2 separate regions of the Homo sapiens genome follow, and region 1 is linked to region 2. A link is a loop called in an ENCODE intact Hi-C map of the cell type or tissue named here. Cell type or tissue: Calu3. All regions are shown on one strand. Links, peaks and the distances in the headings refer to the core of each region. The heading gives the core; the rest is flanking DNA. Region 1 overlaps LHFPL2 (LHFPL tetraspan subfamily member 2). Region 2 overlaps LHFPL2 (LHFPL tetraspan subfamily member 2).

Region 1 (15,069 bases), core at 3,663-11,662, 54 kb after region 2:
TCACTTAAGTAAGTCTGCTTGGAGGCTGACCAAGATGGCCTTTTGCAGTGTTCCAAGTTTATGAAACAACTCATGTTGATATTCATATACAGTTAGGGCATCAGGACGATCAGTCCTTTGTTACCTTATCCTGTGACTTCTTAAAATGTTTTGACTTCCCTGTGCCTGGAAGGCCTGCGTCTCTCATTTGCACTGTATGATATTGTTGCTTGTGGAAATTTAGGAATGAGTGGGAGGGAGGAAGTAAGAGGGGTTATCCTTTTAGAAAACATTTGATCTTTTCAGAGGATGGCACTGAGAGGACACTTGGCATAGACAGAGCTGACTGGACTGAACCTATTAACAAAATCTCTAAAGAACTGCACTTAGCTTGTGGGTACTTCCTGTAAAGAACTATTGCATTGCCAATGATCAAGTTTGCTGGCTTTAAATGATCTATAAAATGCTAAAAGATTGCTTGGTTCAATGTCACTGGAAGCTATTTCACTTTAAAAAGTTAAGAAGACTGTTGGTATCTATATAACAAATCTGCCTATGTACCCCTGAACCTAAAGTAAAAGTTAAGAAACAAACAAACAAAAAAAGATTGTCAGAAGATTTTAAATTCATCTGGCTCCAGTGGGAGCCTAGAATGACAAAGAATTGAAAAGTCAAAGAAAAGGTTATTAGTGGAATGTCAAACCACAGTGAACATAGTTCTTGGTGACTTGTTGAATTTCCAGTGTCCCTGGGGCCTTCTCTTCTCCTGCAAATTGTATCCAGTTCAGACGCCTACAGCATAGTGGCAAACCAGTTTCCCTCCCTCCACTGCCCTTAAAGAGACACAGCTCATGGTTCATGAGCACCTGTGGGGAGGACTTGTTTTTTTAGGAATGGGAGAAATTTAAGGCTGATAAAGGTGCTCAGCGGACAGGAGAGCAAAAGGTAAAATTGGGAGACTTACCTTTACGTATTTATTTACTTTTTCGTGGGTAATTTATGAAGACTCTAATTTCTTTCATTCATTCTTTTTTGAGTAAAAATTTATCTTTTTTTTTTTTTTGAGATGGAGTCTCGCTCTGTTGCCCAGGCTGGAGTGCAGTGGCGCGATCTCGGCTCACTGCAAGCTCCGCCTCCCGGGCTCACGCCATTCTCCTGCCTCAGCCTCCGGAGTAGCTGGGACTACAGGCACCCACCACCACGCCCGGAGAATTTTTTGTTTTTTTAGTGGAGACGGGGTTTCACCGTGTTAGCCAGGATGGTCTCGATATCCTGACCTCGTGATCCACCCGCCTCGGCCTCCCAAAGTGCTGGGATTACAGGCGTGAGCCACTGCGCCCGGCCAGATTTATCTTACATATTTTGGCTGGGCACAGTGGCTCATCCCTGTAAGATTGCACCAGGCCACTGCGCTCCAGCATAGGTGACAGAGCAAGACCCTGTCTCCAAAAAGAAAGTTTTACAAATTTAAATTAGAAGATTAAATGACCTCTGCGACTCTACTTCTTGAAATTGTCCAGTCTGTGCAGGATGAAGACTTTTCCAGAGACCTAGAAACTAAATTACACTATCTTCCCTTTGTTTTTCTTCTCTTTGTCTTTTGTAGTGTGTGTGTTATTTTCCTGGTCAGGGAAAAATAAAGGAGAGAACTCTTAAGCTATAACATTTTGTTTTAGTGCTGTTTTCTTTGCTTGTTCCATTTTAAAAAGACACATTCATTAAAATAAAACCTATGTTTTTAGTTATTTCTCTCTTTTGACATTTTGTGGAGTTAGTTTTGCCATGTGGGTTTTTCTTTTTTTCTTTTTTTGAGATGGAGTCTCGCTCTGTCACCAGGCTGGAGTGCAGTGGCGCAATCTTGGCTCACTGCAACCTCCGCCTCCCAGGTTCAAGTGATTCTCCTGCCTCAGCCTCCCGAGTAGCTGGGACTACAGGTGCGTGCCACCACGCCCGGCTAATTTTTTTGTATTTTTAGTAGAGACGGGGTTTCACCATATTAGCCAGGATGGTCTCGATCTCCTGACCTTGTGATCCACGCACCTCGGCCTCCCAAAGTGCTGGGATTACATGGGAGGGCCACTGTGCCTGGCCCTCCATGTGGTGGTTTTCAAGGTGTTTGTTTATTTACAGCAAAACCCTTTCTTTCAAATGAAATCTTGTGTTTAACCCTAATATAGGAAACAGATCAAGAGCTGCTGCCCTGTGGGGGTTGCCTGCAGCCTCCTTCTTGCCACGTGGTCCCTGAGGCACAGCTGAGCAGCCTGTTTTATAATCCACTGGCAAGAACACAGGATTAGGAAGCAGTGTCTGTTTAGCGGTCCCTAGCTCTGCCACCAAGACCTTTGGTCACTTTACGTCTCTCGATTCTTTTATGAAATGATGACTTTGGGCCAGAGTCTCTCTGAGGTCCTTCCTGCTCTGACAGCCAGCAGTTCTGAGTCACACAGAGAGACTGAGGTGGTGAGGTGTTTGGTGACGCTCAGCAAGAACAGGTCTGGAGAGAGGAAGAATCACCCTGCTTTAGCATGAATAGCCTTCACTTCATGTAAGCGAAAGCTCAGGAACCAAAACATGCATCAGCAGAATTGCCTCTGAGGACAGTGTTTTCTGAAGGTTTCAGCGAGCCATCTGCAACCTGTTAGCACAGAAAAATCTTGTGGGGAAAAGGACTTCAATCAATTGTAGGTGGTTGTTTACCACTGATTGTTGAATTTGCTGATCAGCAGTGGTTTGGTTAAAACCGTTTTCCCTTACTAGACAAAATTATGTCCCATCACTTTTTTGTTGTTCTTAGTTGGGAAATGCATCTGAGACATAGTTCAAGAATCTGCAGCCAATTAACACATTTGGTTAGAGAATGGAGATGGTGAGGCCAGGGTCAGGGTTCAGTTGGTATGTGGGCCAGTTAGCTGAGCTGGGCCCTCTGGCCAGACTGTACTTTTAACCCCAACCAACTGGCTCTCACATGTGTGCCATGGGTCACAGGGAAGGGTTAGAGGGCATGGAAGGATATCCCAGCTCAGCCTCTCCTCCTGGGGCCAAGCTGGGCCTTTGCCCTGCTGCTGGAGGGCTGGGCCTGGTGTACAGAGGGCACCCTCCCCACGTCTTTAACAGCTAAAGGGAAATGTGAAATACTCCCCACGGACCAGTATCTTCACGCCCACTGTTAGTGGGCCTCTTCAGTCTGAAGACAAAACTTCCTCCTCTAAGTTAGAACAGACATTATGTAAATAATGCTTCATAGTTCTCATCGTGAGCGTACTCTCCTCCTCTTTGGGAATTGGGAGAAGAGCTGGCATTAAAAGAGAAATTTTCTTCTGTTTTGGGTATTTGCTTCTATTGGATTTAGTTACAATTTGTTTCCTATAAAATATAGGAAACACAAGTAGTTTGAAGTAAACGATCTTAGTTAGGCACTTTTGATGAGACAAGTGTTCATTCCTATTATACAAAATTCAAACATTACAGAATTCTAAAACTTACACACTTCTTAATCTATGCACAAACCTACCCCCATGGTAGCCATCAAGATAATCTTGAATCAATTTAAAAATGGACATAAAAATTAGAATTTTAAAACTTGTGATTTATTTTTCCCCCAGAATTATTTGGGTCCAGGGCAATGGCTTCCAAAGTGTTTGTTTCAACAGTGAGTGCTTTCTTCAAAATTTTAAGTCAAATTCTAACATGGGGGGAAAAAAGATGAAAGCAGAGACAGGCTGTGCAGGAGCTCTGCTCACTTCCTCCTCTGCCTAACCAGTGAAACTTACAGGTCCCTCTGTTGAGAGACCCCCTCTGCAGAGATACCTCCAACATGCCCTTCCCTGCTGTTTCAGCGGTTGAGTGTGTTGGCCTCAACTTCCCTGACCAACTCTTCTAAGTGGGGCAGCTGTAGTGACGCTTGTTTCCCTGCCATTCACTTGGGGTGGTTATTTTTAGCTAAGCTATAGTTAGTTGCAAACTTAAAAGCTAACCACCTAAGCCAACCAGTATTTTTTCCTATCTTAAAATTGGACCTTTACATTTAAGTCATCCTTTCAGTTTAGCTCAAATGCCACATTTGTCACTACTTTTTAGTCTGTGCCAAGAAGTTTTTCTCCTCATGGATTGGGTTTAAGGCTGTCACGATAGTGCTTGCACCCACCATGGTAGACAATTCTGTTCATGGATCTTGTAGAAATGAGTTTTTTCCTTGTACTCCCCGTTCCAGGAAATTGAGTTCCTGCCTGTTTTCTCTTCCCCACTAGATAATGAGAAGCAATGCAGTGTTATTTCACACTGTAGGTCTTGGGTGCCCAAGCCTTTTTGGGACCCAAGCTGCACAGCAGGACCAGGCGAGCGAGCATTACGGCCTGAGCTCCACCTTCTGTCAGCTCAGCAGCAGCATTAGATTCTCATAGGAGCACAAACCCTATTGTGAACCGTGCGTGCGAGGAATCTAAGTTGTATGCTCCTTATGAGAATCTAATGCCTGATGATCTAAGGTGGAACAGTTTCATCCCGAAACCATCTCTCCCTTACCCATTGCCCACAGAAAAATTGTATTCCAGGAAACAGGTCCCTGGTGGCAAAAAGGTTGGGGACTGCTGCTGTAGATAATGCAGGATTATCTATTAAACTCCGTATCTGTTAAATAGTATATCTGTTAAACTCTGAACAACTCTTGAGTAACTCCTAGCCCTAAAAAAGAAAAACACAGCCTGGTGTAAATGTTCAATTTTTAGGTCCATGCTGTACCCAAATACTTGTCATTTGGCACTGAAAGTGGTCTTTCACAGTCTTACAATGTCCTCATATATTTAGTTAGTATATATATATGTGTGTGTATATATATATATGTGTGTGTATATATATATATACACACATATATATACACATATATATACACATGTATATACACATACATATATATACACATACATACATATATATATATGTATATAAAATGTACTTTGTAGAATTATTTGGCTAAGCTTTGAAGAGATAGCTCAGATATTTCACATGCCCTAACTCTTTTAATACATACATACCTCTGAGGTAGATGCTATTTTTTCTTTTTACTGTATAGTAGCCAGCTCTTTCCTTAATTACTTCACATGCTTTTCTGGGGGTAATCTCACTCTTTCATATGACTTCAGTCATAGGAAACTTCATAGGTGACTTCAGTCACCTCCTATATGTTTGCAGTTTTCCAAACTATATTGCCTGTGCTACTGGAATCCCCCCTACCTGGTTGCCCAGCTAGGTACTTCAAACCTTAAAAGCTTCAACAGAGCAAAATGTCCTCCCTATCTCGTCTGATCTCCTTTCCCCCCAGCATTTGGTCAAGACATTATCATCTGCCCACGCGTGTATTCATCAACTGATATTTACTGAGAGAGTGCGTTATTTCTCAGGCACTATTACTGGTGTTAGGGATCTACATATCACAGACCAAAACTGATTAAAAGCCTTGTCTGCAGGGAGCTTACATCCTAGTGGATAGACAACTAACTTAAAAATTCAGATCTATTTCTGTACTTACCTAGCTAGACATTTCTGTCTCTGTATATCCACCTTATCCATCCATATGATGGGCTCCAGGCAGTGGTGAGAGCTGTGGACAGGCAGTGCTGGAGGCACAGAGGGGTGTGTTGCACTTTTAGCAAGGGTGGTCAGGGAAGGAGATAACATTTGCATGGAGATTTGAATGAAGCAAGGGATGAGTATGAATATCTGTGATTTGGGGGGGCCTGCCTCACCCTCTGTTAGTCCTTCCCAGTCAAGGACTGTTTTGGTCATTTTTGGATGTCACCCCAAGCCACAGTTTGTAAATGTGAGCCATGAGATGAGTGGATGGACTTGAAACAGGGAGTTAGACAAGCGAATAATTATTAGTATGGTGGATGTGACCCCTACCACTCTCTGAGCTGCGTGAGCTCAGAGAAGGGTGGCACGGAGAGGGCAGAGGCGAGGGTGGGTTCAGAGAAGGCTGCGTGGAAGATGACACTGAAGTTGGGTCTTGAGCAGAGTTTCATGCATGGAGTTGGGAAGGATATAGAGGCAAAATAGTTACAGAGGCAGATGCCCTGGGCCTCAAATCTGAGGTTTGCAGAATGCAGCATCGAGTTCAGGGTCCACACAGGCCAAAAAAAGGAGAGGAGCACAGCACCATGACCTGTGATGGGCAGTGTGCAGCAAACTCCAGGACAGATGAGCTGGGGGTGGGTGTGTTTTAAGAGGACAATTTCCATTTACCTGATTTTGAGTGCTGCCTTTGGAAAAGGAAAGATGCGAGAAGGAACCGGAGGCTTTTCCACCTTCTCTTTCCAGATGCCTCCATGAGAGTGTTCCTTCCCTACATCTCCCTTACTCTGTGTCTTGTCTTCTAGTTTTAATCTTGGCATCTGCTTTTCAGAAACATTGGTCTGTTATTACTTAAAGCTTATGCCTAGATTTGGAATGCAGACCACTAAGAACTGTCAGGCACAGAAAGCGCTTGTCAGCACTTACAGCCCAAGTTATTCACTGCGGCCACCTGTTTGCCTGGCCTATTCCCCAAGTGTGCTGCACTCACCTGTCTGCCTGTAATGCCCTGTGTCTGTGGATCTTAAATAACCTATTCTGGAACAAGTAGGATATTTGATGAGGTTTGCACATTGCTCGTGCTCAACACTATTCACAGTAGTTTCTGTCTTGCAAAATGATCATACGTATATATATATATACGTATATATATATATACTATATATATACGTATATATATATTCAAGGTTAAAAGCAAGACAGTTGAGTAATTGTCATCTGGAGGAGGGTTTCTCAGAATTGCCTATACACATTTGCTCCCCTGTCACTCTCCTTCATCACTCATAGTCTAGGGCTACCCTACAATAGAAGGAGTTCACAGAGGTGGGTCCAGACACTGGTGTTTTGGAAACACACCCACTGGAGGATCCCCCCTGCCTTGGACAGCATCACTGCTACTCTGTGCTCCATTGCTGCCTGCGATTCCTCCTTGCCTCCTGCGCTTTCTTCTCATGCCGGAATTCCTGCTGTCATGTTTGCCTGATGATTTTCTCCACTCTCGTTAACCCAGTATTTCTTTCTTCTACATAGCCTGACTTTTCTAACTACTATCTGTAGGGAATGTTCATAGGGCAATGATCCTTTTGTTTATTCAGTAAACATTTATGAATTGTCTACTCTATGTCATGCCCTATGTTGAGTGCAAGAGATATTGAGAGGAGTAAGCTAGAATTAGTTTTGTTCTCAAGGACCTTGTTGTCCCATAGATTTATAACTAAATATTGGGGAAGAGGTAAGAATTATGTGAATGAACATGGTCCCAGCAGTGTGGGAATAACAATAGCAGTGTTTTGATATGCACACCTGGCATGTTAAAAAGCAGTATAATTGAATATGACTTGTGGCTGGCACGTTATAGGCTATTCTGTTGTACCTAGATATTTAAAAACATACTCTCTAACAGCTTTACGTTGATGGGATAATGTTTGAATCAAGGAGTTTCTCCTTCCTTAAGAGAAGGAATTTTTCCTGATTAGCAACGTTTGGCTTAGAGTCCGCGAGGTCTTTGGAAACTTGAACCTCAGTCTTTCACCACTGTGGTTGAGTGGCAGGGCCGGCGTTGTTGGGGTTCAGGTTCCCAGCGTCTCACATGCGTTTAACACAGTCCAGCCTTTGGCAAGCTGCCACTTTCTGTGCTTGGTAGACGGTTCATGAAACTCGACACTCTCATGTCTTTCCTTGAAAATCTTGCAAGGTTCAGCAATCCTTCAATGGCTGACCCAGTTCTGTTAAACTCCTGTTGTCAGACACAATTGTGAGGTAGTCCTGGACCTGTTGTCAGAGAATGCATTTCAGACTTTAAAAAAAAAGTTACACCAGCCTAGTTCTGGAGCAACGATTAATGCTTTGGCTGCAGAAATGGGGAGTGCTCTTTGTGCATAGTATGTGGCCACAGACTCCCCTTAAAATGTGGACAGACTTCCTCGAGCATTTGTTGTATCAGTAGAGCACAGTAAAGTAGGATTTGGACAATTATTCCTTTAGTTGACTCATGTAAATAAAGCCTTAGAGAGTGTGTCTACTGAAAATATAATGAGCTCTTCCTAGTCAGGTAGAAGGGATGGTTTTGTGAAAGTAGCAGAGCTCTTACTGTATTTTTGTTTTAGCTAATCTTGCTTTGGTATTTGCCTCGGTGCTTCAAGTCTTTGGGGCCCATCCTTGCCCCTGTTCTTAATATGAGGAGATAATACTTAATAAGAATGATGGTTGCAGGCATCTTACGTTGGTTGTTGCAGTATTGCCTAGCTGGAAATACACTGGCCTGCCTGGGGGGTCAGAAGTCCTAGATTGAAGGCCGTATTCTGTCATTTACTAATGGTGTGATTTAGCTTAAGTGGCTCAAATTCTTGGTTTATAAAATGGGGATAGTAAAGATGTCTCTCCCCACCCACACTCCGGCCCCCTTTTAGTAATAGTGCCTATAAAATGAGAAAATGAATTGCAGAGTGTCCTGTGATACACAGTGCTCTGCCATGAAGCTCCCATTCTTGCTGTGGATGGGCATAGACCTCAGGTCTCAGGGAAGGATTGTGAGAGGACAGTTGCTGAGACTTTCCCCCTCTGTGGCCTCTGTGATCCTGACTTACTGTTTCTTAACCCACCCCAGAGGCAACCTGGACCACCTCGGGTCAACTCTGTTTATTACACAGTTCTTTCTTCATTCAGCTGAAATTCACCCCTGTCATTTCCAAGGTAATTTTCACTCCTTGGTTCTAGTTTTACAGAGTAACATGAAACAATTCAAATCAGTGCACTTCAAGTCTTAGCAATCTGTAACTGATAAAAGGGGTCTTACAACTCTGCTTCCTGTTTTTGGCAATTCAATTCAATAAATAAGTGCTGGTGCCCATCACGTGGGGGCCGTGTTCTCTGTGTGGCACTAAAGGCAGCTATTGTTTCTCCTGACATCCGGAAGTGTAACAGAAGGGCATGCAGCCCAAATGGAGATGAATGGGAAGCGAAGACTTTTTAACTCCTTAATGTGCAAAAACACGGTAGTTTTAATTTTATTTACAATGTTTGTTGGAATAAACAGTGCCTACTTTGATTGCACTGTAAGTGGCCAAGCAGATTAATAATATACATATATACAGATAAAGACCAATATTTACATGAACCCATGTGTTTAACAACCAGTAAGTGAATAAAAACCCATATTTGCATTTAGGAAAATGGAAAAAAGGTGACCTGGCAGCGTGAGAATACCATTGTATGTGCTCTAATTGATGTTCTTGTCATCAGCACATCCCATGAGAGGATCCTGAAGTGTCTTCTCAGTGATTAGAGGAAACACACTCTTTACACTGAGTTTTACACGTTGATTATAGTATCCAAGACAAAAATGAACAAATGAAAAAGCAGTACAGCCTTAGCAGTAGGTGCCCCTAGCAGTTCTTGACCCCTGTTACTGACTAGCTGTGTGCCTTTGAGGAAGCCAGCCCTTATTCCTCAGGAATTTGTTTCCCTCATAGTTAAAATGCGGCCAAAATTTTCTCTCCTGCTTGCATTATATAGTTGTTAGGATAAAATGTGATCATGTATACGGATTTGAATATTAACACCACTTCTTGCAAGCCATGTAACTTTTGGTAAGGTTAAGTTTCTTTTTGCCTGCTTCCTCATCCTTAAAATGGGATAATACTGGTAGCTACCTCAGGGGTTTTGTGAAAGCAAATGAGTTAATTCACAAAAATTGTTTTTCAGAAACATTAGTCTCTTATTACTTCATAAACTTTAAGTAGTAACAGACCAATGTTTCTAAAAAACAGATGCCAAGATGAAAACTAGAAATAAAGACACTGTTCTAATACATAGAACAATGCCTGACAGTCCTGATATATTAACTTTTTAGGTGAATGTTTGAAGGTTCTGTGACTTAGTATATTTTTAGTATACTGTATTTTCGAAATAGCATATTTAAAAAAAAAATGAAAATCACACCCTGTAAACTAACCAAACCCAGAACAGAACTGGCATGTTTTTATCTTCCTGACTACTCTGGTGGTTTCACAAGATATTACTTCTTTGTCAGAAAAGCTTAATCATGATACTAAGAACCTATTCCTAAATGACTGTTATTTTCAAAGCTTTGGGTCAAATTAATTGATTCTAGAAAATGCTTTTTACTGTCAGTGTGAATTTGGAAAGCTTTAGGTGGGAACTGGGATACAATTCTGCCTTTTCCGTTACTGTTAGGGTCTTGACTGTCTTAACTGTCCAGAGCTTTGCTTGGTTTATATGTAAAAAAAGGAGATTTTAAAAAATGTTATCTTTGAATTTTGAACAGTACCAAGGTTGAAGTGACTCATTTTGTTGTGACTCATTTAGCTTTTAGAAATAAGGAAATGTTGATCAAGAACTCCATTTATAACAGACCCATTCATAATAATCCTAGTGGCATATTTCGCAGAAGCCATTTCCAGATAAAAATACTGATCATGACTTCCCCTAAAGGGTAAAATAAAATTGTGGGAAATGTTTAGAATTTAGCAAGTAATTAAGTTAACAAAGAACCATTTTTAAAAAGTCATCGTTTCGCCGGGCGCAGTGGCTCACGCCTGTAATCCCAGCACTTTGGGAGGCCGGGGCGGGTGGATCACTTGAGGTCAGGAGTTCAAGACCAGCCTGGCCAACATGCTGAAACCCTGTCTCTACTAAAAATACAAAAATTAGCTGGAGGTGGTGGCACATGCCTGTAATCCCAGCTACTCAGGAGGCTGAGGCAAGAGAATCGCCCAGGAGGTGGAGGTTGCAGTGAGCCAAGATCGTGCCATTGTACTTCAGCCTGGGTGACAGAGGGAGACTCTGTCTCAAAAAAAAAAAAGTCTTAGTTTCCTTAACTGTTATAACAAAGGACTTTATGAATTCAGAATTCTTTTGTATATTTTTATTAAAGTGAAACCCAATGACTGTTGTCCAGTATCTTCAAGTTTATTACTAAACTAAAATGACGTTTTTAGATAGTGGCCTTTGTGCCACTGTTGGCTTTTCAACCTCAGGTACACTTTGGATTAACACTGGTGCTGCTGATATTAAGCTACTTACCTGCATATAAGTGTGGACATTCGTAGCTTGATATTACAGATTTTGATTGTTAGCCCATGGCTGTATTTGAAAATTTGATTATAGAAAATAAGCATGTGGACTTCTTGTTTTCTTGCTTATCAGTGGAATTGAGGCTGTTGAATATTTTCTGTTTAATTTACCTTATGTGGAATTACATATTTATACACCCCAATTACATTTTTAATATCTCATGAACTCAAAATGCTTTTTTTCTAAATATTTACTCGTATACAGTGTTACCTTATAGTCCTAAATAACATAAGCCTAATCATTTTTAAATGAAGAAATTACTTTTAAATGTGCAAAAAGAAAAAGCTAACTGGCTAGTCATCTGCTAGCCAATTTCTTTTAGAGTTTGCATTAAGGAATATGTGGTTTCTATCAGGGGAGGTGATGAATAGGCTTTGTAGAGTGGAAGAGATTCTTTTAAGAGCAAGATTATCTGATAGGAGGAAAAAGGCGTGTTTGGAAACCCTGGATCCTATGGTATTGAGGAAGGTTCTCTACTTCTTTTAACATCAGTTTCCCCATCTGTTAATGGGTATCTTTGTCTAGAAAGGTTGTAATATATTCCTATAACAGTCCCAGGTGCATGACAGATTTTCAACAAATGGTAATTGTGACATTTTATGTTAGAAATTTGTTCCATTTATGTTTAATATTTCAAAGCAATGCTGAAGAGATATTTGAGGATTCTCTGTTTTGTGAATGTATTAGTAGGCTTATAATTTTCTAAAGGTTCCCTAAAGACTTTGAGACCACCAAAAGGAATCCTTGATTTCTAAATAAACTAATCATTAATAAGTTCTTACTTTTCAACTTTTCTTTTTACTATGTTAGGGTTTTTCTAAAAATGGCCCTTTTTCCACTTTCCCAGTCTTGACATCTTTGTGAATTTAGCTTTAGAACATTAACCAGCGTAACTGAAAAGGATATAAAGTGCTGCTAGGATAGTTTTTTCAGTCACAATTTTGTATTTTATTTCTTAATTTGTTTCTGGATTTTTGAGCCTTTTTATGGTCATTCATAAAGTGTCCTCCCGGACACAAGTTGTATTTTTAAGTTGGTCCCCTTGTGAGGGGAAAGGAAACGATGTAATTAGGTACATGTTCACAAGCTGGACATTCCCCCCTGGCCTTTTACTTTTTCTGGTTCATCAGTGGTTTGGACCCTGTGTTCGTGTGTCGGTGTTCCTGGGGGGAGTGGCCGTGTTCTAATGCAAGTTGAGCTGTGTGCTGCCTGGGGACCAATATTTGAATCGTCACATATTTTAATGAGATATAAAATTGCATGCTAAGTCTTCTTTGTGTGTATGTGTTTTTAAAATCTAACTCTTTGTTCAATTTGTTTTTCCAGGTGGCATTTTTCTGAAGTTGTTCATTAAGACTTCCCAGCATTCCTACAGATATAAATAGGTAAGTAAATGAAATCACATGACCTTATTGTTGGTGATTATTTGGAAACAATTTTCCAGCGAATGGCAACTTCTTGAAAAAGATGCAGTGTTTCAAACTTTTGAACCCTGTGTGGTCAGCACTAATTTTTTAAAGGCTAGAAACATCACTTGGATCAGCATACATAAATGTTATAAACAACCCTGTGAAGTTTCTTAAATGATATTGAATTTAATGCTATAATTGCCACACTTCAATTCTGACATGCTTTGTTTGTCACCATTCATACCCAAGTTTCAGAGCTCTTTATAATAGGCATAGCTGAATTTGTCTTTCCTTTCGAGCTTCTCTGTGGACCATTTCATCATTTTTATCATTTCTCTCAGAGAAAGTAGAGATAGCCGATTAAAAATACCCAATTTTATTACTCAGTGATAGCTCATATGGAAGGCTTGTGGGAATAAAAGTTAAAAACAGTTGACTAATAGGTGATTTATGATTAATTCTACAGGTTCTAATTTATAAAGGTCACTTTTTGAAAATATTAGTGACGATAATAGAGGTTGAGTAATCTTGTACAGTACACATTTAAGAAAATCAAGGCAGTACATAGTCAAATAATTGTCCCAAAAGACTTTGATCCAGCCCTGCTTCTCCCAAGGGAGAAGCCTATTCAGCCAGGTCCTCTCAGGTCTTATTATAAACTGGAGGTTCGGCTCAGCCCAAAGAAGCCAGCTCAAGGTATGGATTTGGGACTGACTGACACCCTTTCCAGGAGGGTCTGCCATGTTGAAGGGATTTGCACACAGCATTTTCACAGATACCGTCTCATTTGTAGAAAAGTCTTTTAGCTTGCAGATTCTAGGGAAGGAAAAATTGCTCTTATGTTATGAAATGAACTGGTGACTCCTCAAATGTTAAGTTGTTCTAACAACTTCTACTGCTTAGGTTAGGAAGCTTGAGGTTTTTGTTGTTGTTGTTAAACAGGAATTGTAAATACTTGTGTGTTACGAAATTATTTGAGCAGAATTCCTTCTCATAGGAATGCCAGGGCTGACCTGAGACAGATGGTGTCCTGAGCAGGCTAATCATTGGCACCTTATCAAACTGATAATCTTTTTTTTTTTTTTTTTGAAGTGGAGTCTGGCTCTATCACCCAGGCTGGAGTGCAGTGGTGTGATCTCAGCTCACTGTAACCTCCACCTCCTGGGTTCAAGCGATTCTCCTGGCTCAGCCTCCTGAGTAGAGTAACTGGGACTACAGACATGCACAACTACACCTGGCTAATTTTTGTATTTTTAGTAGAGACGGGGTTTCACCATGTTGGCCAGGCTGGTCTTGAACTCCTGACCTCAAGTGCTCTGCCCACCTCAGCCTCCCAAAGTGCTAGGATTACAGGCGTGAGTCACCATGGTCGGCCCAAACTGATAATCTTTATCTACTCCGTATTTATTTAGTGGAGGTGGGAGAAATTAATTTTCTATTAATAAAGATTATTAATAAAAATATATACCTTTGCCTGTATGTTGAAATTAAAGAACTTATTACATGTGATTTTCTGAACCAGTTGCTCATAAACCTGTTTAAAGTTTGGCTAATAGTACTGCCATGTGCTGTTCAGATGCAAAATTTCAGATGCTTGTCAGCTAGATGACACTGGGGTTGATAGTGAGGTCTGGTTTGTGCTCATAGAGTTCTACAACTGTAGATATTCTCATTGGAGGCAGGCCTGTGCCGGGGAGGGGCATTTATTTCTACTCCCAGGCACTGTCTGCCTGAGTGGAAGCAGGAGCGATTTTCATTTTACCTGTTATTTAAGGAGCTGCATGTGAAAACCCGAGTGAAGAGGCCCTACACTTCTCATGTGTTTCCCAGTAATGGCTTAGTCCCCCCTTTGTGGGTTGTCACCCTGGTCACTGCCAGACTGGCCTGTTTAATCCTGCTCTGGGGAAAAGCCAATTTCATTCTGCCAAAGCCTTCAGGATCCAGGTGGTGTGTTCCCTTGAAATGCCCCTCTCTGAATACTTAACCTAATAAAACCAGCCTTCTCTGTCTTTTTTTTAAAGTTGTGAATTCATCCCATAGAAATACAGTAACACTTTATCAAGTCAGACAAACACAAGAACAGACATTCTGAGTTAATTGTGTCTGAATTGTAGAGCAATCTGATCCTGCTTTCTTTCTTTTTTTTTTTTTTTTGAGGTGGAATCTCACTCTGTCACTCAGGCTGGAGTGCAGTGACATGATCTTGGCTCACTGCAGCCTCCGCCTCCCCAGTTCAAGTAGTTCTTCTGCCTCAGCCTCCCAAGTAGCTGGGATTACAGGCATCTGCCACCATGCCCAGCTAATTTTTGTATTTTTAGCAGAGACTGGGTTTCGCCATGTTGGTGATCTTGCTTTCTGTTATGTAGTCAGTCGCATTATATGAACTTGGTGGAAGGTTTGTTTTGAGCAAAGAGCACAGTTGCAGTCTGGGGTGAGCCTTCATGTCAGGTGGTCCTTGGCAGAGGTTCCGTCTCTGTGGACACAGACCTGGATTGGGACCCTGGCTGTGGTACCAGCAGGC
Region 2 (15,069 bases), core at 4,120-12,119:
TCCCAAGTAGCGTAAGTTATGCTAGGTCACAGAGCAGTAATGCACTAAATGGCAACCTGTGGCCATGAGCAGCCAGACCCCTTGGCTTCCCTTGGAGAGACACAGAGTTGTCAACTAGACCCTGGAAGCCCCAGGCAACCCTGCCATTGGCATGCAGACCACCATAGGATTGAGCATTATCTAAACGTAAAGGCAATAGGGAACAAACAGTAGACTTTCCCAATGGGCAACCTGAAGGAGATTAAAATATGCCTCAGTGGCTTGAGCATTTGTTTTAGAACACAGTTTAGGTTTAAATCATTTTGATACGACACTTTTAAATCAGTGCACTTCAGTTTTCCTTACTCTTCTTAGTAAGTTGGGTGCTTTGAGAGGTACCCGGATTGGCTTGAGTTGATCTCGCATTATCCCGTGGGTTGGGAGTAGAAACCCTCAGGGCAGTGGATCACCTGAATGTTGGAGCCAAAATGAGAGTTGAGTCCTTTCAGGAGCTGCCGGGTGGCTGAATTCTCTGATGCCTGGGGTGGCACTTAAATCTAGCCAGACTACTGTCACTAGGAGAATGTGGTCTTGAGGTTTTGCCCCCGCCTTATTCTGCTTTTGCGTTAACACTACACATTGTTCAGCCTTCCAGTTGCCATCCTGGGTGTTTGCAGCACTAAAGCAAAAGAATTTGTCTTCTGGTTTCTGTGTGTGCTTTCCACAACCTAGTAGAGGTTCCCAGACAGTAAGTGCCATGTAAAAGTAGTCACTTCCCCGTGGTTTCTTCTGCTTGGTGCTGAGTCCCAGCTGTACAGCTTCCTGAAGGAGAATTGAATGAAAGACAAGGCAGTAAAGGAACCTTGACTCCCAGCTGACCCTCTTCATGGTCTTCAAGTTTCCCAGGGGTTCGATAGAAGGAGGATTTCAGCTTTGCCCAAGAATGTCTAGTCTCCATGGAATCAGTTCGTCTATCATACTTGAAAAATAAGCTAAGAAAATACATTGAAATGAAAAAGCCCAGATGTTAAAATATGCATGGGTTTTAGCAGTCTTTGGAACTTGAGATGTTACTGAATGTTTGTGTCACACCATCCCTGAAGAAGCTGCCGCAGGGCATTTGTGGGGAGTCTGGTCTCCACACTGCCCCATGCAGGGAGAGTGCCGGCCACTTCCTAGTGAGCTGCAGTTTACCGAGCTTCTAGGAGATATCTGATCCTCAGACCCCCTCTTGTTTTACAATGCAGTTCTGATCATGTTAGGAAAAGCAGCAACCATGATGAAGTAGGTCAAACCCTCAAGTTATTGAGCTGCCCGGCTCCATGTAGGGGCTCACGAGGTGTGTGTTCAGGCTCACTTCACAGAGGTCGCTAGTTGAATCTTGACTACCCCAAGTAGTCCAAGAAGTGGTTTAGTTCCTGAATCTCCTTAAAGCTTCTGAACTTGTCATACGTGTTTTGGACTTGTTAATAAGGTACTGCGTTTTCATTCAGTGAAATGTTTACTATTTCTGAAGATGGGACTGCTAGAGCCTTATCAGTTGAATTTGTATGTCAGGGTGTGTGTGTATTTTTAATACAGCTGCTTTTATAGATTGGCCTTGATCCAAAGACACTGTCCAACATGGGCCCCTTGTGTCCAGGGTTGACATTTGGGAGAAATCAGAGCAAAGGCAACTAGCAGACACAGCAGCTTGTCTCCTGATCTGGGACTCCAGTGACATTAGCATACTGGGCTCTGCATCGCAGTTTCCTTTATTGCTGAAATGCCTGGGAACCAGGTATTAGTACAAAGATTAATACATGGCACATCCTCCCTCAGCCTTTGTGGATTTTTGTTTTTCAGGTGAAGCCTTTATCTTTAGTTGTAGTTCCTTAAAGAGGAAGCAAAGTCTCTGAAACAGCCTTTCAAGTTTCATTGCAAAGCTGCATGCATATATTGACATCTCTGGGAAGAGTTTGCTCTATTCCATTTCCAGAGCACAATCAATGCATAATTTAGGAACCACCATTTACTTGGACTAGGTAGCTTGTCAGCTGTGATTGGGTGACCAGTTTGTCTTACCTACTGTAGGGGTTTTGTTGTTGATTTCAGGAAAACGTACAGGTACTTGTTTCCAGGAAAAGTTGATTTTAAATTGAATATCTTAGACTTTTTCCCTTACAAAAAGATAGGAGGTATTGTTTTATCATTATCATGTCCCCTTTCAGTTAAGAAATGACTGTTTCCTGTTCCTTAGCATCTTCTTAACACTATGGGCCTTTTTAAGAAGGAAGTCCTTTGGATAAGTAGTTAATAGGAGTAATATTTCCAAATAGGCAAAAGACTGAAAAAAGTCCTCATCCATCTTTTTTAATGTTAAAGAGTAAATATTCTGCGTTCTATGATTCCTTTTCCCCCTTTTCCCTATAAATCATTCTTATATTGAGCAATGTCTCAGGCTTCTGAAATCCTGTTTTCTCAGGTTTCTTCTTCAAATCTGGGGAAGACTTGGTTGGCTCCCTTCAGACCTCCTCCATTGATGCTTATCTTTCCTGACTTTATTTCCTAATGGCCAAGCTTCAGGGCTCACCTCGCCTGCATTTCATCTACTTACTTGACATGACTGCAGAGAAGTCCTTCTTCCCTTTATGGCCACAATTTGAAAAAGAAAACAAACAGCTGAAGCTCTCCTTGCAGCCCAGCAGGCTGGGGAAAATAGTTCTCATTCTCCTTGTTCCCGGGTTCAAAGTGCACTTAACATTTTATGGGGGTGACCAGCCCTCCCAAGGTGCTGGTTTGAGTGGGCCTGTGTTTTAGCCTGGTGGACAGTTAACCATGCTGACCTCCTTCTTTTTGCCATTGCCTTTCTGGCTGAGTTGACGCCAATACTCTGAGTGAGAAGGGGCTGCTGCTCCTTTGAGCGGAGCACCAGGGAGGGGTGGGGAAACATCTGATCTTGTTCAAAGGGGATGTCTCTGAAGCATGAAGATTGAACTGATTGTGACCCCACCCTGGGGGAAGGAGACATTCTCTCTGGAGAACAGGCCAGGAGGAAGAAGCCAGCAATTACTAATCCCATTGGCCTGTGGGTGTTCAGGGTCTCATATCCGTTTAAAAGAGAGAGAATTGGGGTAGAAGGTAATAAAGTAGGCCTTAAATTAGAGGAGCAGGGGGTCATTTTATCTAATTTTGTGGTTGTTACTGAGGAATAAAAGGCAGAGGAGATAATTTCATTAGCCCTTTTGAGGTCTTTATCACAGCAAGATGGCATTTTGGGATCAGCAGAGCCACACAGGGCCTGTCCACGTCTCTCCTGGTAAAACGAGAGCTCGATATCCAGTGTGCCAAGGGAGGGGCCGGGAGGCACAGTAACCCTTCAGGGCACTGTGGTCAGGAACAGATGGTGTCTCCTGCCACAGTGAGAGGTTAGTTGCTATAAGTCCTGATGTAGGACTCAGCCAGCTACTCAGGAACATGGCATTCCATCTGAAAATGAAGAAATCCACCAGAGAAATGAGCTCCTGCAGAGTTGGGACTTAGTCTTTTGCTTCTGAGGAAGGCTTGTGGGTCCTCTGCTGTTGACTTGTTTTATTTGCAGCATAGTGGTCATCGGACAAATTCCTTTGAGTTGAGCATTATTCGGAGTGTCAAAGCACATGGTAGAGTTAGCAGAGAGTCAGTCAGAGCTGTGCCTTCTGTCAGGTGAATGCAGTTCTGTTCAGAGTGGAAGTAGCTATCGAGGGCTTCATAAATGCCCTGCTGAGTAGGCAGGTATTTCTGTTCATGTTTGCAGAGAGGGAGTGAGGCAAAGAGAGGTCCTGTGACTTGCCCGAGGTCTCCTTGTAGGGAAGTGGGGAATCTGGATTCTAACTTTGAAATTAAGCTTTCTGTGATCAAAATTAGTAGAAACAGAGGAAAAAGGATGAGGAGGAGAGCAATAAAGGTTTCTTTAAGAGAAAGGAGAGAGAAGTAGTGGTGAGAAACAGTTCTTTGTACTAGCCACCAGCTGGCACCATTCCCCAAAAGCAGCTTGGTTTCTTTCTGTGGGGAGGGAAGCAAAGTGACCAGGGGAGACAGGGAAAGTGAGGGAGGCTGGAGAGGGGAGGATAGAAAGGGCTTTTAGAGTGTCTGACACAGCCCTAGGCAGTTGCTGGTTAACTTCGAGGGCCTGTGCATATCATCTGAAAGGACAAGGCATCCACTGCCTCGTCAGGAGTCTTGCTGGGGCTCAGCCTTTCCCATGTCCGTCTTCATTCACACCCTTACTGTCTCATGTCTGATGGCTTTCTTGTCCTCAGCTTCTCCCTCTCTACTGCATACATTTCTGCTTACTATATTTGTTTTTTGTTGTTGTTGTTTTTTTGAAATGGAGTTTCGCTCTCGTTGCCCAGGCTGGAGTGCAGTGGTGCGATCTCGGCTCACTGCAACCTCTGCCTCCCGGGTTCAAGCAGTTCTCCTGCCTCGGCCACCTGAGTCGCTGGGATTACAGGCGCGTACCACCATGCCCGGCCAATTTTTGTATTTTTAGTAGAGATGGGGTTTCACCATGTTGGCCAGGCTGGTCTCGAACTCCTGACGTCGGGTGATCTTTCTGTCTCGGCCTCCCAAAGTGCTGAGATTACAGGCGTGAACCACCGCGCCAGGCCTGCTTACTGTATTTCAACTTAGCTCTGAAGAAAAAAAAAACTTCTCTTGAGTTGTGCTCATGAAGACCCTACCCACTGTTAAGTACATTTAATCATAGCTTAGGTTCGTATCGTGCTTATACAAATCTGTTCCCCCCATTGATTCAGGAGCTGGTATTTTCCCCTGCCAGTTGATGATGGAGACTGCGGACACCTCCCTTTCAGTTGGATGCGGTGCCCTCAGAAACTCCCAGAAGGCAAGACTCCAGCCAGGGGTTCTCCTGAAATGTCTGAAGGGAATTGCTGGGGGTGGGGCGTGGAGAGGGAAGAATGTGCACTTGATCGCTTAAGGCTTCTCCGTATCCTGTACGTGAATCTTTGCCCTTCTCTACGCGGATGCAAGAGTCCTCTTGCTTTGGCCACGTGCTGCTCCTTTCCTTCAGGACTGTGGCTAATCAGAAGTTGGCTGCACTTCAGTGCCTCTTAAAAGCTTTTTTCCCTGGCTGTGTTCAGGATGTTGAAGTGCAGTGTCAGAAATGATGTGAGTTGATGAAGAAGAAATAAACAAACCCAGGCAGCATGTGAGGAAGGCTTGGCAGCCCTGCTCCTGTTTTTCTTTAGTTTGGATCTGAAGGAACCAGATTTCCTCATTGGAAGGAATGGGGCTATGAGGGTCCCTGTGCCATGGAGCCTGAGATGTGCATGCCAGTGGGCCTTCTGGACTAGGGCACCGGTTAGTTTAATAACTCTGGGATGAAAATGTGTAGTTTATGGTTGGCAGAATGGAGAGAAGTCACCTGGCCGCAACCCGACCTATATGTCTATATGTAAGTGGAGTTAAAATAGCATCTGTTCAGGGAGGCGGAACATTCCAGAATGCTTCAGTCCCCTCTTGGCGCCAATGCAGAGAGTGGAGAATAGGAAAGCTGGGAGAGACTTCACAGAGCTTCTTGTCTAAGCCCCTTAATTTCAGTTTAGGACACTGAATAACTTGGCTAAAGCCCCGTGAGGCCAGGGGCTCTTGTCTGTCTTGTTTGTTCACCTTCATACCTTTGGTGCCTGCATTGTATTAGGTACTTAAACATGCATTTGTTTGGTGAATGAATGACATAAATGAAGATACGACTTCCGACTCCTAATCCAGTGCTCTCTCTGAGATATTTGTAGGCAGAAAAGTCTGTAGAAGTGTTGCCAAATAACTTGTATGTAGTTGAGGCTATCTTGAGATTATATATAGGTTAGAAAATGGAGATGTAGCAAAATCAAACTGGCTCCTTAAAGTTGGTGGTGAAGACAGGCTTGTTCAGGTTTGGGGGTGGGTAGGAGGCAGGACTGCCACTTTGCTCAGCAGATGGGGCTCCTTTCACATTGGATTGTGTGTGAGTGGTGCCCTCTGAAGTTGGACGATGGCCCCAATAGCTCAGCTTCCCCAGAAGAATCAAGATGACTGTGGAAAAAATAGGCTTGAAGTTGCCCCTTTCCTTACCAGCAGCTAGGAGCCTACCCTCGTTTTGCAGCCCAGTCCCCGCCTTTTCAGAGGGATGTGTGACTTGGAGCTCATCAGACTTACCCTCTGTTTGTAGAGGGGTGTGTGTGTGTGTGTGTGTGTGTGTACGTATAGAATGCTGCAGGTGTGACTGGAAGGTCACGTTTGGTCACTGTAGCAACAGGAGTAGGATGAAGTCCTGCACACAGGGTCTCTGCCACTGTCCAACTCCATTTGGAGAATTGCAACTCTGTTGCCATGGGCCCCAACCAAGGAAACCAGGTCTTACAGTGGGCTGCACTTAGAAAACCAGGGTAGTCCTGGCCAGCATGGTGAAACCCCATCTCTACTAAAAATACAATAATTAGCTGGGCGTGGTGGCAGGCACCTGTAATCCCAGCTACTTGGGAGGCTGAGGCAGGAGAATCGCTTGAACCCAGGAGACGAGGTTGCAGTGAGCCGAGATTGCGCCACTGTACTCCAGCCTGGGTGACGAGCGAAACTCCATCTCAAAAAGAAAAAAAAAAAAAGAAAAGAAAACCAGGATGGTAAGCCACACAGCCACTTCTAGGCTGGTAACTCAAAGCATTGCTGTTTGTTTATCTGTCTTATTTAACTTCTTAGTTAATTCACAAACAAGAAGAGATTTACAATTACAAGGGAGTTTTAAAATTTAGAATAGTTATAGGAGGTTAATTCAAGATTAAAAGTTGCTAAAGAGAATTTGCAAAATCAAGAAATGTTATTTAAATTCGCAAACTCTGATCTGCGGAGACTTTATTGCTTGCTGCTTGCTAGGTTTCATCTGCCCACTCTGGGCCCTCCTCCCAGCCTGGCTGAGGATGTGTCTCTTGAAATTGACCTTCAGGCTTTACCACTTGGCCTGCTATCTAGGGGAGAGTGTGCTTCCTCTGGAATCCTTGACAGCTGACCATTTTTGGGTGGAATTTGTGTGCCTCCTCTGGGACAGAGAACACAGTTCCTCCTGGAAATCCCTTTCACTGGTTTCCCTGACTTCTGCCGGTGCCTGCTTTATACAACCCTTCTCATTTCTCTCCAGGGGATGTGTGGCAGACAGCCCATCTCCCGGTGGGTCAAGAGATAAGCTGGAGTCAAACCCTGATTGATGACTACAGAAAGAATCAGTTGGGTTGTGGCTTCTGTTCTGTATTAAAGATCACAGGACTTATTGATCTAAAGCTGGCAGGCTCTCTGCAGGCCAGCAATGAGTTGAGCCAGTTGCCAAAGCAGCAAGAAGAATGACTGTTGTCTAGGCTATTAGAGCTTGAATGAAAAGAGTGTATTTCATCTTGCACAGTGGCATTAATCGTTACTTTGTTATTCTGGGGAAAACCAGGCCTTTAGGAAGTGATTTGGTGGTAGTGTCCTTATAGTCTGGTGTTTGAACTTCTCATGGGGGCTGTTTTTTGGCACTGATATAGTTATCTATGAGCTTGTCCTGTTGTGTGGTGCTAGCGTAGTGCTTTGGAGCAAATGGTAAATGTTTACTTGAACCCAAAATATACTGTGTGCAAAGCCATGCAAATTAGAAACAAATTAAGAATACATATGTGTTAATAAAAAATGGCTTATTTGGAAAATCTAGTTTCATTCATTCATTTACATGTGGGGAAAACTTGATTATTCTCTTCAGGATTCTTGAAAGTATAAACAAAAGTGAGGTGGGAGTGCCCACCTTCCCCAGCTATGAGCCTTAAGCATTTATGGAGGGTATTTTAGAATGCACACTCTTTAGTGCAGAAGAGTTTCAGCATTGCCTGTGGATGAAGGCACACCTTTTGCTTATTTGTATACTTATTGCATGTGACATAGTTTCAATGCAATAGTTCTCTCTCTCTTTCTTTCTCTTTTTAAAGCAATCTATGGGGGTCTATAACCATAGTGGCAGAAAGAAAGTTAATGGAGACTAAACAATAGTGTTCATGTTTACAAAATTAAATGCTGAAACATGATGGAATTCTGTATTAATGGGGTTTCAACTTGCTATAAAATGAAAATAATGTGATGGAGTTCTGTATTCGTAAGATTCCAATCCGCTATAAAAATTAATGTTAATAAGCAAGAAGATTGGTTCATATTCGTGGTTTTCTTCCTGCAAAGTCAAATAGTATACATGCATTTGTTAATGACTCCCTGAATAAGGTCTAAATCACTTAAGTACAGTTTTATATGGAGTGGAAGTATAAGAATCAAAGTTTGTGGTTATTTTGTAAGAATTTGCTTCCATTTTTACAATGCAAGTCAGAGAAATCTTGATGTGTTCCATCTTTTCTTCCATTTGTATCTTCTCTATTTTCCTCTAGATGATTTCCTCCCCTATTACACATGCTGTTTTCCCACAGCCTAGATAAGATCCCCAATCATCACCCCAGTTTCATCCCCCTTCTTTACAAGGCCTGACCCCGTTAAGGGTCTCCAAGTTCTTCCTCCAGCTAGGCAGGCCTCAGTGGTGTCTCAGTCTGTATCTTCTGGTCTTTTCTGGATCCCAGTTGTACCTCACAAGCAGCCCAGCTCACCCTGAATCTAAAGAGCATGCCTTTTCTGTAGCCTAAAAATGTTAATGATTAAATACACAAGGTTAGATTTTGTTTGGTGATAATGCAGCCCCTTTAAATATTTTACCAGTTAAGAAACATTAGAGAGACTTGTCAGGTTCCTTGGAGGAAGAGAATGCTTGGGAGACAGCCCCTCCCAGCTGCATTTTGCCACAGTAAGGAAGGACTGAATTCTGGGCAGAATGTGTGGTGTGTGGTGGGAAGCCCCAGCCTTAAGAGTCAGGCAGGCTCAGGGTCCAGGCCCTGCTCCCCATTCCCAGGCTCTATGACCTCAGGCAAATTATTCTTCTCTCCAGGGCTTAGTCTTCTCATCTGCAAGATGGGGATAATCATGCCTACTTCATAAAATTGTTGGGAGGATTAAATGAGGGAACCTATGTAAGGCATACCTGGAATTTAGTAAGTAGTCATTGGCGCTGCTATCGTAATAGGAGGGAGTCTGCTTTGAGTAATCCAGTGCCTTCTGAAAGTTTCTCCCTAATTGTTGCCCCTCAGCCAAGGTGCTCAGAGCGTTTAGGTAGCTGATGTTGTTTTAGGCATGTAGTGCATGTAAGTGCTGGTGCCACCCTGTCGCTTTTGAAGCCTGCTCCTGAGTGTCCTGGAGCTCCTGTGTCATGTTTGCTCTTCTCCATAGCAGACAGGTGCTGGAAACTGGCATTTACCGGGGCTTCCTATGCTTTTAGAATCAAGGGACTTCTAGAGTGTGTATTTTGAGATGAGTTAAAATTAATAGTCATTTAAAAAATTAAATGAGCCCTGTGGTCAGATTTCTTAGAGAGTATGTGTTTCTCGGGAGGAACACTGACTAGTGAGGACCATTCTTGGTGGCCAGCTGCTTTGTGGGGCAGTTAGATTCTACTTCCTGGACCAACAGCTTAGGGGGAAAGGGGAAGGCAAAGCCAAAAAATTGTGTAAAATGTATTTATGTTTGTCCTGAGAGAATAGCAATGTATCACACACCATTAACAGGCCTGACCTGCTAACAGTTCTGCACTGCAGTTTGCACCAACCCAGCAATGCAGTAATTTATTTCACTGAGGGAATTGTGGTTTTACTTGCCATGTATTGGTGTCATTGAAACCACGTTTTAAGAGGAAAGTAGCAATTAATGTTTAGAAATGGGAAATAGCTTTACAAATTTGTGGTGGAAGAGACCCAATAAAAATGACTATCAGGAGTTTTCCAAAGGTGAACCCAACAGTTTCTAAATGGTGTTTTCTGTCTGGTAGCTTGACAGCTTTTGATTTGTAAGTGTTAACCAAAGCATGACTGCCACAAACAGAGCAGGGTGTGTGAGAGAGAGTATTACTGCAAGGAAGAAAGTAACTCCACCGAGATGCAGGCAGGCATCTGTGCTGACTTAGGAATGGGTGGAGAGGTCTAGAGTGTGTTTGCTCAGATTACACCCTGTCTGTGTCATTGCTGCTGCTGTTCTCCCTCTGCCAGACGACAGCACTGAAAGAGTGGCTGTTACTCTCTAACTTGGGGTTTGCCTGCATCCATGCATAAACATTTCAGCTCATTATCTTAAGAAACGGAGGACCAGAGCATTTGGGAACCACTGAATACTGAATCCTTTAAGGTTTGTTTTCTGTTTGTTTTTATTATGATTGATGAGATTGGGGATTCTAAATTAAAAGTGACTCCTAAGGATTCAGTTAAAGGATGGTGTCATAATGAGAATGATGGTTTTACCTGGGAGGCAGAGGTTGCAGTGAGCCGAGATCGAGCCACTACACTCCAGCCTGGGTGACAGAGCAAGACTCCATCTCCAAAAAAAAAAAAAAAGGAGTTTGAGAATGATGATTTTCTTTTAGTAGGAGAACTCTTTTTAAAAATGAGATATTTCACTGGAGCCACGGCATATGTGCATTTAACTCATAAAAATTAAACTGTACACACATGGTCCGAAAATAGAGAGAAATCACATTGAGAATAGTTTGGAGCTGCTTGGCAGTCGGCTCCATTAGAGCGGGCGCCCCAGCACAGGGTTTCTCAGCCTCGGTGCTCATAGCGTTCTGCGCTGATCATGTGGCATTGTGGGTGCTCTGTTGTCCTGTGCTTCCTATAGTGGATGCCTAGCGGTGTCCCTGGCCTCTGCTGACTAGATGCCAGTAGAACCTTGCTTCCCCATTCGTGACCATGAAAAGTGTCTCTAGACCTTACCAAATAAATGTGCTCTGGAGGTGTGGAAGAGGGCAGAATTGTCTGGGTTGAGAACCATTGCCTTGGCGTGAGACTGATGGGAGGTGCTTTTCAATCTGTTGCTCCCTTAGATGATCACTGTTTGAGGTCCTTGTTGATCATTGTAGATCATCATTCATAGATCATCGTCGCCTTTCTATGATTGAATAAATTTAAAAAAATAAAAAGAACTCAAACAAATTTACGAGAAAAAAACAAACAACCCCACCAAAAAATGGGCGAAGGACATGAACAGACACTTCTCAAAATAAGACATTTATGCAGCCAAAAAACACATGAAAAAATGCTCACCATCACTGGCCATCAGAGAAATGCAAATCAAAACCACAATGAGATACCATCTCACACCAGTTAGAATGGCAATCATTAAAAAGTCAGGAAACAACAGGTGCTGGAGAGGATGTGGAGAAATAGGAACACTTTTACACTGTTGGTGGGACTGTAAACTAGTTCAACCATTGTGGAAGTCAGTGTGGCGATTCCTCAGGGATCTAGAACTAGAAATACCATTTGACCCAGCCATCCCATTACTGGGTATATACCCAAAGGACTATAAATCATGCTGCTATAAAGACACATGCACACGTATGTTTATTGCGGCACTATTCACAATAGCAAAGACTTGGAACCAACCCAAATGTCCAACAATGATAGACTGGATTAAGAAAATGTGGCACATATACACCATGGAATACTATGCAGCCATAAAAAATGATGAGTTCATGTCCTTTGTAGGGACATGGATGAAATTGGAAATCATCATTCTCAGTAAACTATTGCAAGGACAAAAAACCAAACACCGCATGTTCTCACTCATAGGTGGGAATTGAACAATGAGAACACATGGACGGACACAGGAAGGGGATCATTACACTCTGGGGCCTGTTGTGGGGTGGGGGGAGGGGGGAGGGATAGCATTAGGAGATATACCTAATGCTAAATGACGAGTTAATGGGTGCAGCACACCAGCATGGCACATGTATACATATGTAACAAACCTGCACATTGTGCACATGTACCCTAAAACTTAAAGTATAATAATAATAAAATAAATATATATATATATAAATAAAAACTCTGAGGCATAGCGAGTGTAAACTGTAAACTCTAAAGGATGAGTTGGAGATGATGAAAGCATTAGATTTGCTCCTCAAGAGAGAGCAGCCTCATTGAAATATCTTCTAGAAATTTCTAAGGGCCAAAGCCCTATAAAGAAAAGTGATTGGGGCCAGCACCATGGCTCACTCCTGTAATCCCAGCACTTTGGGAGGCCAAGGTGAGTGAATTCCTTGAGGCCTGGAGTTTTAGACCAGCCTGGGCAACATGGAGAAACCCCATTAATAACAAAAAAATACAAGAATTAGCCAGGTGTGGTGGCACACACTTCTAGTCCCAGCTACTTGGGAGACTGAGGTGGGAGGGTCGTTTGAGCCCAGGAGGCAGAGGTTGCAGTAAGCTGAGATTGCACCACTGCACTCCAACCTGGGTGACAGAGCCAGACCTTGCCTCAAAAAAAAAGAAAAGTGATTGGTCTATTGACACAAATCTTGGCCTTGTCAGTTCAGATATTTTTTTGGTGATAGTGGGGCTCATGGCCTATTTCTAAACTCCAAGTCTGTATAATACCATTCTGCTGTGTCCCGTCTGGTTTTGACCGATTTTCTGAAAGGCAGGCATTCTGGTTCTTTCTTCTCAGGCTCCGAGTCCCGAAGCAGGCCTTTTTCAATGTGTATGTTCAAGTCTCAGTGCATGTTACCTTTAGAGTGTTTGAATTTATATACGGTATGGCTGGAAAAGTTTTGGATTTTAAAACAGGGTCCCTCTCCTTGAATCTGGGTGGACTTGTCAATGCCCTGACCAATAGAGATGACGAAAGTACGTGTCACCGGACTGACTTCTAGGGCCAGTCACAGAAAGCCATGCAGTTCCTGTCTTGTTGGAAGGAACACTGCTCTTCAAGCCCTGAGCTCCGCTTCGTAAGTCCAACTCCCCTAAGGCCATCATGGCAGGAGAGGCCATATCTGGGCGCTTCAGTGGATGTTCTTATCTGGACCCAGCCTTCCAGCTATCCCCACTGACATGCAAACCAAGCCTCTAGACCAGCCCGTCCACCGGCCGAATGCTGCCTGTGACCGACCTCTGCCATTGCCACATGGAACAGAAGCACCTCCCAGCTGCTCCTTGCCCAAATTCTTGACCCACAAAATGTGAGACACCATTAAAACTTGTTTCAGATGACCCCTAAAAAATAAAATCAACCTCTTCATCTGGTGCTCTTATAAAAACTTACTACGGAAGCTTCTTGAGAGACAGTTCGTTGGTCTTCCTGAATAATTTTTTTTTTTCTTTTTTGAGACAATGTCTTGCTCTGACACCCAGGCTGGAGTGCAGTGGTGCGATCTTGGCTCACTGCAACCTCTGCCTCCCGGGTTCAATTGATTCTCCTTCAGCCTCCCAAGTAGCTGGAATTACAGGCGCCTGCCACCAAGCCTGGCTAATTTTTGTATTTTTTAGTAGAGATGGGGTCTCACCATGTTGGCCAGGCTGGTCTCAAACTTCCGAACTCAAATGATCCACCTGTCTTGGCCTCCCAAAGTGCTGGGATTACAGGTGTGAGCCACCGCGCCCAGCCCCTGAATTTTTTTAAGGGTCATGATGCCTGGGAATAAGTTTTGCCCCACTCTGCAGACTTTAATGCCTCTTTGGCATAGTCTATCAAACTATTAACAAATATTTTAATTTTAATAAATATTGCTTATGACAACTATTTTTTAAAAAGTGGAGTTGTTCTGTTTAATCTGGAGAGTAGGGTCAGAGTCCTGCCTTCATCCGGCGCCCTCTCCTAAATTATTGCTCTCATACTCTAAGGCAACTCTGTGGATCCTCCCTGAAGTTCACAGCTTGAAAGAGCTTTGCAGTTATTCTTTCAAGATGAGATCGGCTTGTCCTAAATCCAGCCCTGGGGTTGGAAGCACCTTTTAGGGAAGCACCCTAAAAAGTGTGTCTCCTGGAGGTGAACAGTGTTAAAGTATAGGTTGAAAAATTGCACCCATGGGTGCACAGATGGATGTCTGTGTGCCTACAAGCAGGTAGAACAAACTATCCATTAGGCTGAGCTGGTGAGAGTGGAAAAATAAATAATTATTCAAACTTACCTCTTTCTTAGAGAAAACGAATAGCTTTCACATAAGTGTGGAGTTCCTGTTCCTTTTAAGGAACTCTAGGCTGGGCATGGTGGCTCATGCCTGTAATCCCTGCACTTTGGGAGTCCGAGGTGGGTGGATCACCTAAGGTCAGGAGTTTGAGACCAGCCTGGCCAACATGATGAAACCCCGTCTCTACTAAAAATACAAAAAATTATCTGGGCGTGGTGACACGCACCTGTAATCCCAGCTACTCAGGAGGCTGAGGCAGGAGAATCGCCTGAACCTGGGAGGCGGAGGTTGTAGTGAGCGGAGATTGAGCCACTGCACTCCAGCCTGGGCAACAAGAGTAAAACTCCATCTCAAAAAAAAAGAAAAAAAAAAGAGAAACTCTAGAAGTGTCATAATTACTGTCATTAAAAGGGACTTGTGACACTTCAGATTTTGAGGCCTACCTTATGAGTTCTTCCAGAAGCTAGGGTTTGCTTCAAGAAAGTCAGAATTAACAAACCATATGCAGGGATCTTTCTCCTTAATTAGGGCAGGTGGGCTGGATAAGCTGTCTTTTTGCAGATCTCTGCCGAAATGCAAACCAGTCCAGGTTGTCAGGGCTGTGGACATCAGGCGTGTCACTGTTAATGCTGGGGTCATTGAGAAGAGTCAGACTCATATCAGGAACTGTTGACTGAGGTGTTGCAAGGAGAGCAATAGTTCTCTCCTAGCAAAGGCTCTGAAGGGCTGCCAGTGACAATTGCATGTCCTTAGACTTCCTAAATCCCTTCTAGCATCCTTTTCCTTCTCCTCTGGGACACATCAGCACACTGAGCAAGGATTAGGGGAGGTGAGCATTTATTGGCATAGTATTCTGAAATCTGGATATGACTGCCTTGGAATTCTTACTGTAACCTCTTTCGTGACTTTTATGTAAAATGTCTTCCGAAGCAATCCATAGTCGGGGTGGTCAAGAAGAAAACCTGGGAAGAGGATGGACGCGGTGGTTCATGCCTGTAATCCCAGCACTTTGGGAGGGCGAGGCGGCTGGATCACAAGGTCAGCAGATCGAGATCATCCTG

What was found. Peaks named below come from ENCODE experiments on the same cell type or tissue, not always from the same donor. Only the 100,000 strongest peaks of a DNase experiment are listed, where the experiment ranks them.
Region 1: it touches region 2 in a loop (2.1-fold over the local background); 3 of 110 quality-filtered maps call a loop at or near these places.

The regions. Positions count from the first base shown.
Region 1 is chr5:78,562,268-78,577,336 of GRCh38, reverse strand. It overlaps LHFPL2 (LHFPL tetraspan subfamily member 2), which reads left to right. Exons shown (of 5, transcript NM_005779.3): 3 at 12,466-12,524. Among named protein-coding and RNA genes, the nearest start is that of LHFPL2, 79 kb to the left of the region's middle. RefSeq lists an enhancer at 3,855-3,904. In Calu3, for the core only: no CTCF peak of the experiment used is centred there; DNase peaks (open chromatin) are centred at 7,646, 8,916 and 10,706.
Region 2 is chr5:78,616,337-78,631,405 of GRCh38, reverse strand. All of the region lies in intron 2 of LHFPL2 (LHFPL tetraspan subfamily member 2), which reads left to right. Among named protein-coding and RNA genes, the nearest start is that of LHFPL2, 25 kb to the left of the region's middle. RefSeq lists a silencer at 4,844-5,043 and an enhancer at 14,351-15,069. In Calu3, for the core only: no CTCF peak of the experiment used is centred there; a DNase peak (open chromatin) is centred at 7,223.